Linked DNA regions of Homo sapiens: region 2 is linked to region 1. A link is a loop called in an ENCODE intact Hi-C map of the cell type or tissue named here. Cell type or tissue: GM12878. All regions are shown on one strand.

What was found. Peaks named below come from ENCODE experiments on the same cell type or tissue, not always from the same donor. Only the 100,000 strongest peaks of a DNase experiment are listed, where the experiment ranks them.
Region 2: a loop joins it to region 1, with 11 times the contacts of the local background. A loop is called at or near these places in 28 of 110 quality-filtered maps.

Annotation. Positions count from the first base shown.
Region 1 is chr7:97,142,870-97,147,869 of GRCh38, forward strand. The region is part of intron 1 of SDHAF3 (succinate dehydrogenase complex assembly factor 3); the gene reads left to right. The region is part of intron 2 of LOC107984034 (a long non-coding RNA gene); the gene reads left to right. Among named protein-coding and RNA genes, the nearest start is that of SDHAF3, 28 kb to the left of the region's middle. In GM12878, no CTCF peak of the experiment used is centred here; a DNase peak (open chromatin) is centred at 2,364.
Region 2 is chr7:97,833,071-97,838,070 of GRCh38, forward strand. No RefSeq gene overlaps it. Among named protein-coding and RNA genes, the nearest start is that of ASNS, 37 kb to the right of the region's middle. In GM12878, a CTCF peak has its summit at 2,684 (motif pointing left); a DNase peak (open chromatin) is centred at 2,661.

The sequences.
Region 1 (5,000 bases):
GATTATTTTCTTCTTAAATTCTTTTTTTTTTTTTTTTTTTTTTTTTAGACAGAGTCTCACTCTGTTGCCCAGGCTGGAGTGCAGTGGTGTGATCTTGGCTCACTGCTGCAACCTCTGTCTCCTGGGTTCAAGCGATTCTCCCGCCTCAACCTCCCGAGTAGCTGGGATTACAGGCAGACGCCACCACATCTGGCGAATTTTTGTATTTTTAGTAGGAAGTTTCACCATGTTGGCCAGGCTGGTCTCGAACTCCTGGCCTCAAGTGATCCACCCACCTCCACCTCCCAAAGTGCTGGGATTACAGGAGTCAGCCACCACTCCCAGCCCCTTCTTAAATTCTTCTAAGAATATTTACTTTGTTTAAAAACTGGATTAATCTTTTCAAATATTAGAGACTGCTAGGGTAAGCTAATACCCTAGTCTGATACATTAATTTTTTTTTCTTTTTCCATAAGTTATTGATGTACTGGTGGTATTTGGTTACATGCGTAAGTTCTTTAGCGGTGATTTGTCAGATTTTGGTCCACCCATCACCCGAGCAGTATACACTGCACCATATTTGTAGTCTTTTATCCCTCACACCCCTCCCACTCTTTCCCCCAAGTCCCCAAAGTCCATTGTATCATTCTTATAGCCTTTGCATCCTCACAGCTTAGCTCCCACATATCAGTGAGAACATACAATATTTGTTTTTCCATTCGTGAGTTACGTCACTTGGAATGATAGTCTCCAGTCTCATCCAGGTCACTGCAAATGTTGTTAATTCATTCCTTTTTAGGGCTGAGTAGTGTTCCACTGTGTGTGTGTGTGTGTGTGTGTGTGTGTGTGTGTATACCAGTTTCTTTATCCACTCATTGATTGATGGGCATTTGGGTTGGTTCCACTATTTTGCAATTGTGAATTGTGCTGCTATAAACATGCATGTGCAAGTATCTTTTTCAAATAATGAAAAAGATTATCTTTTCCTCTGGGTAGATACCCAGTAGTGGGATTGCTGGATGAAATGGTAGTTCTACTTTTAATTCTTTAAGGAATCTCCACAGTGTTTTCCATAGTGGCTGTACTGGTTTACATTCCCACCAGCAGTGTAGAAGTGTCCGCTGATCACCGCATCCACGCCAACATCTATTATTTTTTTATTTTTTTTATTATGGCCATTCCTGCAGGAGCAAGATGGTATCACATTGTGGTTTTGATTTGCATTTCCCTGATCATTAGTGATGCTGAGCGTTTTTTCATATGGTCATCGGCCTTTTGTATATCTTCTTTTGAGAATTGTCTACTTACATTCTTTACTCTTTTTGATGGGATTGTTTGTTTTTTTCTTACTGATTTGTTTGAGTTCATTGTTGATTCTGGTTATTAGACCTTTGTCAGATGTATAGATTGTGAAGATTTTCTCCCACTCTTGTGTGTTGTCTGTTTGCTGACTGTCCTTTTCTCTTCAGTTTAATTAGGTCCCAGCTATTTATCTTTGTTTTTATTGCATTTGCTTTTGGGTTCTTGGTCATGAAATCCTAAGCCAATGTCTAGAAAGGTTTTTCCAGTGTTATCTTCTAGGATTTTTATAGTTTCAGGTCTTAGGTTTAAGTCCTTGATCCATCTTGAGTTGATTTTTGTATTAGGCAAGAGATGAGGATCCAGTTTCATTCTCTTACATGTGGCTAGCCAATTATTCTAGCACCATTTGTTGAAAAAGTTGTCCTTTCCCTGCTTTACTTTTTTGTTTGCTTTGTCGAAGATCAGTTGGCTGTAATATTTGGGTTTATTTCTGGGTTCCCTATTCTGTCCCATTGGTCTATGTGCCTGTTTTTATACCAGTATCATGCTGTTTTGGTGACTGTGGTCTCACAGTTTGAAATCATAGTGTGATGCCTGCAGATTTGTTCTTTTTGCTTAGTTTACTTTGGCTATGTGGGCTCTTCTTTGGTTTCATATGGATTTTAGAATTGTTTTTTGTAATTCTGTGAAGAATGATGGTGATATTTTGATGGGGATTGCACGGAATTTGTAGATTGCTTTTGGCAGTATGGTCATTTTCACAATATTGATGTTACCCATCCATGTGCATGGGGTGTGTTTCCCTTTGTGTGATCTGTGATTTCTCTCAGCAGTGTTTTGTAGTTTTCTTTGTAGAGGTCTTTCAACTCCTTGGTTAGGTATATTCCTAAGTATTTTTTGTTTTTTTTTTTTTGCAGCTATTGTAAAAGGAGTTGAGTTCTTGATTTGATTCTCCACTTGGTCGCTATTGGTGTATTGAAGAGCTACTGATTTGTGTACATTAATCTAGTATCTGGAAACTTTGCTGAATTCCTTTATCAGTTCTAGGAGCTTGATAACATTAATTTTGTGTGTACATGTAATTTCAGAAATTTCCACATGATGGCAGAAGATACTTATGTCTGGGAAGATGTAACTAAATGAAAACTAAATTTTATCTGAAGTAGTATTTGTCTTTTTACATTCTGACTAGTACATTTCATATTTGAATTGTCTGTTACAGATTTGTTGCCACTTTAACTATTTTATATATATGTTTTAACTAATTTTAAAAGGGAGTAAATATTTTTTCTACTATATACAATGTTAATCCATTTTTGAAGGCTTCATGAGTAATCACTGAATAGTGTTTAAATAATTGGTTTGGTAAAAGTCATTTTTCTTAGTAAGTTTAAGGGATACTGAAGGCATTTATTTACCAGTTCTAGATGAATATATGAAACCCAATATGTGAAATTTTATTTGACTTTATTTTAGAAATTAAGGAATTGGTTCAACATACATTCTTTTGTGTTACCTAGAATTTTGAATGACCACTTCATGGTCTCATTACCATTTTGAATCTTGCTTCCTTTCCCTGTCGCTGTCAAGTGTTCTCTTAAATTTTCTTTGTCTTAATTGAAGAAATTATTTCATTCAATAAACATTTATTAAATGCCTTCCATGTTTCAGATCCTGCTCTATAGCCTGATGATTCATAGTAATTCAAAACCCCAACAGAGAGAGAATCTTCGTTTTCGGGATTTCCCAGTCTTGGAAGGCAGATAGCCATCAAACACATGATTGTTTTTGAGTAAATTTTTGTAGTTCTTACTACAATAAAATATATTTATAATAAAAATTTTAAGGAAGATGCAGCTTTATAGTTAGCAGATTAATTGTGAAATTATGAGTTATATCATTGATGACCTGGAAAAGATAAAAATAGAGATTTGGAAATTTTGTGAAAACTTAAATAGGCTTTCCCCCCCCCACTTTTGAACGCTAGATGACAGATAATTTAGTTTAAAAAGCAAAGAGATAACATGACATTTTTTATTTTTGGCCAGTAATATTCTGGCCTTTTTAAATGTGCTGATGTTTTGTCCTGTCTATTATTAGTTTGGTTGTATAATTTGTTGTCAAAACTGTGACATTTGTGGGAGTAAAAGAAGCACTAAAATCACATCATACACACATTTTTGAAATGTGTATTTATTGACATATAAATTGTGTTTATTATGTTGTTAGAACTATGAAACAGTTCTTTATAACTTCTCAAAAATTTTCCAAAATATAAAACATTTGTATATTTGAAGGCAAAACACTTTTTATTGTGATCGTATAAATGTTACAAAAAGAACATAAAATAATTGTTCTTGAGACATATTTATGTACTTTCTATCTGTTCCTGTCTGTAATACAGTGTCACTTTTTTTCTCTGAAGAATACAGATTTTGCAATTTGGTTTTAATTTTTTTAATTGCCTGATATCTTTTTTGAAGTTACATTTTATGATTAATAGAGAAAACTATTCTGCTATAGATATTGGGATACCAAAGAAACTCAGCAAATTTTGCCCAATGGAGGAGATTCTCAAATCAATATTTTTTTGCATTTAAATTATAAATAGTTAAGCCCAAAGATTTTAATAGGTACCTTTTTTTTTTTTTTTTGAGATGGAGTCTCACTCTGTCGCCCAGGCCAGAGTGCAGTGGCGCAATCTGGGCTCACTGCAAACTCCACCTCCCGGGTTGATGCCATTCTCACGCCTGGCTAATTTTTTGTATTTTTAGTAGAGACGGGGTTTCACCGTGTTAGCCAGGATAGTCTTGATCTCCTGACCTCGTGATCCACCCACCTCAGCCTTCCAAAGTGCTGGGATTACAGGCGTGAGCCACTGCGCCCGGCCAATAGGTACTCTTATTGTCTCCATTTAGATTAGTTTTCTCTGACAGATATTTCTGTAGGATAAAACTTGTCAGATAAATTATCTGTATTTAGGATTATTTTAAACGTTTTGCCAAATTCACATGCTTCAAAATCATAGGCCTTTTCAATTTTCTTCTATTTGGGTATGAATATAAGTATACGCAGTTATAACTAGGAGTTCCTTCAAAAGATTGTTTTCAGAAGTTGAGATAGATACACAATTATAGAATTTCAAAATTAGATCTTGTGCATTATTTGTGCTCTCATAATTCATTGTTTCTTCTTTCAGTAAATTTGTCTTCTAGTTATAAGCTTTGTTTTCAAAAACACTTCATTAAAAGCTTAAGCTTTTTGTTTATTTGTCCAGTACTTTGATTAAATAATTCCTACTGATTTGAACAAAATGCAACCAAAATCTAGGGAACTAGTTTATAAGAAATTTCAGCATCATTGTAGGGTACTTAGGTTGATTTGCAAATTAGTTCTGAAAAGGCTCCAGGGTTTCTAAAATCTATATGATAGGCAGCCCAAAAGGAAAGCTCATGCTGCCATGGGGGAGTGCTTGTGCTCAATAGCAGTCTTGTTACAAAAATTTTATATATTACTCTTACTGTATAAATACAGATTTTTAGCCAAGTGTCAATTTGACAGCAGATTCTGTTTTGATTATTAGAATGTCACAGTTTGGGCATGGTTATAAATTGTGTACGCACCACCAATTGCATGTACATTCCTCTCAAAGACTCTAATAAGAACATTGTTTCTTACTTTGGTACTCTGCTCCACCAAAATGTGTTATCACTGTAAAA
Region 2 (5,000 bases), 690 kb after region 1:
GTATTCTTTAGAGAAATTCTAAATCAAAGAAAAGAGAGCTAATTCTAGAGGATAATTTCCAATGAGCAAATAAAAATGTTCATCCTTGCTTCTACTCTTCTTTCTAAATGATGCCTAAATGATTTTCTAATCTAAAATTACAAACTTTAAAGGAAAAATGCCTATCAAAAAATAAGATAAAATAAAAAATACTTATGAAATGTTAAGTTCTGTATGACAAAAACAGAATACAAAATAAAATACAAATATGAAACTAGAAACATAACTGCAGGGGTTAATAAATATACAAAAAATCCCTACATAGCAATGAGAAAAAACTAATGTCCAATAAAAAACTGAACTGAGGAATTAGCAAGCAAACAATAAGACAAATGGCTAATAACATAAAAAACCATATTCGACCTCATTAGTAATCAGGTATAAACAATATACATTTAAACAACAATTAAATATAAATATATTTATATGTTTTACCTACAGTGAAAATATATTTAAATGAAAACACTCAGTATTGGTGAGGATTCACAGAAGTACAAGAATAGGGACAAAATTGATGTTGCCCTTATGAAGGAAATTTAGACATAGCTAGCAAAGCCTTAAAATTTTAAAAGTCATTTAATCCATCAACCCCAACTTTGGCAATTTAGACTAGGAATGTAATTGTGGTTGCAGGCAAAAAATTGGCTACAATATTGTTCACTGAATCTCTTTTTCTTATTTTGTGGGTATATAGTAGGTGTATGTATTTATGGAGTATATAAGATATTTTGATACAGGCATATGATGCATAACTAAATCAGGATAAATGGAAGTGTCCATCATCTCAAGCATGAATCCTTTCTTTCTGTTATAAACAATCCAGTTATACTCTTAGTTAATTTGAAATGTACAATAGGTTATTTTTGACTGTAGTCACCCTGTTGTGCTATTAAATACTAGATCTTATTCATTCTGACTATATGTTCATAGTCATGAATCATTATTTTTTGTAGTAAAAGAGTAGATACACGTATATTTTCAAGAATAGGAAAATTTAATGAATAAACTATGGTATATCTAGAAAATAAAATATTATGAAATTAAAATAATGCCTTTGAAAAGTATTTAGGGACATGGAAAAATGATCTTAGTATATCATTAATGGGGAAACGCAAGGCTCCACACCCATGGAGATTGGTCCCAGGATCCCAGTGGATATCAAAATTCAAGGTTGCTCAAGTCCCGGATATAAACTAGCATAGTATTTGCATCTAACCTACACGCAATCTCTCAGATACATCAGATCTTCTCTAAATTACTCATAATACCTAATACATTGCAATCGCTATGTAAGTAGTTGTTATACTACATTGGTTTTTATTTGTATTACTTTCTATTGTACTGTAAAAATTTTTTCCAAACATTTTTGATCTGTGGTTGGTTGAACTCATGAATGCAGAATGGCAGACACAGAGGGCCCACTGTTTGTAAAATATGACCTTTTTATAAAACTTATATATGCATGTGTTTATATAATCAGAGAGAGGGGGCTATATTTGTCTTGTAGAGAAAATCTTGTTCTTCTTTGCAAACTCAAAACCTGGCATGGTGCCTGGAACAGAGTATGTACTAAGAGTATACCAAGTCAATCACATGTATAAATAAATTGGTAATAAAGGACATTCCCTAAAATGCTATTGGTTATTGAGGCTGAGATTAATTATGTTTTTCTTTCTTCTCTTTGTTTATATTTATTTCGGGGGTTTTATACAATGAGCATGGATTACTTCTGTGATTTCAAAAAAAAGTGTAAGTCCTATGGAAAGCTTTAATTTGGTTGGAAGGAAATTTGTGGATCTTAACGGGAAGGATTTCAGTCATGCTACAGCAAGTGTGCCTCTATTGGTCATGACCAACACTTTCTTAGCCATAATTTGAGCTAATTTAAAAGCCTACTCACCTGCTGGGGTTTTTCTCCCATAGAGAAGTGATTCCAGGCCACCTGTGGTGGCTCATGCCTGTAATCCCAGCATTTTGGGAGGCCAAAGCAGGAGGATAGCTTGAGCCCAGGGGTTCAAGACAAGCCTGGGGAACATAGGGGAACCCTGTCTCTATAAAAAAAAAAAAAAAAATAAGATAATTAGCCAGGCACGGTGGTGCATGTCTGTGGTCCCAGCTACTCAGGAGGCTGAGGTGGGAGAATCGCTGGAGCCCTGGATGGAGGTCGAGGCTGCAGTGAGCCGTGATCACACCACTGCACTCCAGCCTGGATGACAGAGGGAGGTACTGTCTCAAAAACAAACAAAAAAGAAGAAAATTGAGTCCCCCATAGACTTCAGAAGTAAGATAAGACAATAAACTTCTGAATCATCCCACCTTACACACGAAGCAGGGACAGAGTAACTGGGAAGAAGAGCCCCTGGGGACACCTTGGAGAACAAGATTCTAGTGCCAATTGACAAGTGACTCAGATGGTGAAAGCATTATAGACAACGACATTAGGCTCTGATTTTCTCTTTCATTTTCGCGTTTGCTTTAATTCTTATTTGAAGCAATGTGTGTATCTTACTTCAACTAACGACAATGTTTTAATTTGAGGGGCAGTTTAGTCGCTTTAAGACTAACATTTCTGGCTCCATCACATCCCTTGTGTAGAAGGCAGTGGCCTACTACAACAAATAAGCAAGAGTGCCACCTCGTGGCAGCTCACTTAATATACACATGGTTCCTGAGCGCTGGAAGAAATTTAAGAAAAAGTTGAAAAGAGGTAATAATATTGCAGAGATTGGCCTAACATGCCTCAACAGCTTCAGTGCCCTGAATTGCAAAGGTTTCCTTCTACCTAGGATTTTAGCTTTCAGAAATGTGACAGTTTTGGTCAGCATAGAAAAAATATCAACCTGAATTGCCGTTATCTCTACCGTAAATTACTAAACACGAGGCTCTTCTGGAGATGAACTACTGATCTCTGATAACATCGTTTATAACATAACCAAAATTATCTGACTTTGGGGAGCTATTGTCCTCTCCTCATCACTTATTCTGTTATTTAATGAACATTTATTGAACACCTTTATTTTCCAGGAACTGCACTAGACTTTGGGAACATAAACATGAGAAAGATACATTCTCCAGCTGGTGAAAAGCTCATACACTCTGTTAAGTAAAATTTCTAGAAGGCCATTGGTTTGAACTAAGCTCCCTGCACTAGGCCCCAACAGATCAAACCAAAATGGAGTAACCCATGCTAAAGTTCCATATCACCAAATTGAAACTAAGTTGTTAATCTGACCTTCTGAGAAATTAAAAGAGAAAAAGAAATAATAGCCAAACCCCAAACAGGCCAGTTTTAGCCAATATGATCAGAAAGTCCCCTCTGCTTTAACCCTTACAAGGAAGGTAACCTGCTGTTAACCAATCTGCTTTTTGTATTATGCTGTTTCCTTGTTCCTGCTCAAGCTTTTAAAAACTGACTCTTCCATCACGCCCAACAGAGCACCACTCTGTTTCTTAGATGAGATGCTACCTGACTCATGAATCACAAATAAAAGCCAATTTGATCATTTAACTAAACTTGTTGCAATTTTGTCTCTTGACATTTATCATGAGATACTATGCTGAATCATCTATTGTCAACTGCGCATCACCATCATCCCTTTTAAGGTCTTCTCCCACAATCCATTTACCTAGGACACGGAGTTTCCCATAGAAGTCACTCAAGATGTGGAAGACAGAAGAAATAGAGAAGTTTTATTCTCTAGAGGCAACTGCATCCTGACTGAAGAAAATGAGAGGCTCAGAGTGGCTCCCTGGTGAGCTCTTGAGAACCCATCTGTGTTGCTGCTGCACCGTGAGACGCTGGGGGACCTCTTAGAGATTCCTAAGACTTGCAGCAGCTTGCTGTTAAGTTCCTGAGAACCCGCTGCCCTGTTGCCTCAGGATAAGATCTCCAGTGTCCGCTTCCTTCCCGCTGGCTTGCCTGGTCTTCACTACTCCCCAGCCTTTCCAATAGTCAAGCAAGCCCCTAATTCCTAATAACAAACCCTTTCTGCCCCCAAAACACGGAGTGCCTTCTGTTTTCCTGACCAATCCTGACTGACTCAGACACGTAGCTAGATAATTCATATAGCTAGATAATTCTACAACATTGCTATAGTGTCATGAAAATCAGACTACATCAGATTTTATGAGAGCTGAGTGGCAGGAAAGTATCCCAGCTGTAGATGATTGAAGGAGGCTTCCCAGAGAAACCGGCATCTAAGGTAAGTCTCACAGATTAACAGAAATTATCTAGGTGCAAAGAAAGATTCAGAAACTAAGGTATTTAGAAAATAAGTTAGGTTTTAGAAGGGCTGGATAACCAAAAATAAAACTGTATTTAAAGGGGAAAACACACAAGACTAAAAAAGTTGCCAGACTTACAATTAGCATGTTGATGAAGAATAAAACAACAGTTTTCTTGCATGATTACCATTCCTGTAAAGCTCATTACACATTTGTAGAAATCAGTCTGGCAAAATGCAGTAATGCTGTTGGTGCTTCTTCCACCCCAAACCCTTACCAGATAGGTACACCAAGTTCGCCAGCTGCTGTGAATGATAGCCACTAATGGCTCACAACTGCAGCCTTCTCTGAAGAATTGCTATTCACCTGGAAGTTTCCGGAAGACTCTGACTTCCTCCAAAGGCATTCACAGGTGAGGGCTGACATACAGGCCTGCAAAACCTGGCCCCCTCATCCTAAGGTGATGCCAACTTTGGTATGCCATTCAAACTCGGTGGGAGCAGGCTAAGGCTGAACTACAGCAGAAACTTCATCTTTGCTTAACTTTTCCTCTGTCCTATTTTCTGCTTTCCTCACTTCTTTTTTTATTCTTTTGGTCTTTTGGTTTTTTTGAGACGGAGTCTCCCTCTGTCGCCCAGGCTGAAGTGCAGTGGCGCAGTCTCGGCTCACTGCAACCTCTGCCTCCCAGGTTCAAGTGATTCTTATGCCTCAGCCTCTCCAAGTAGCTGGGAATTACA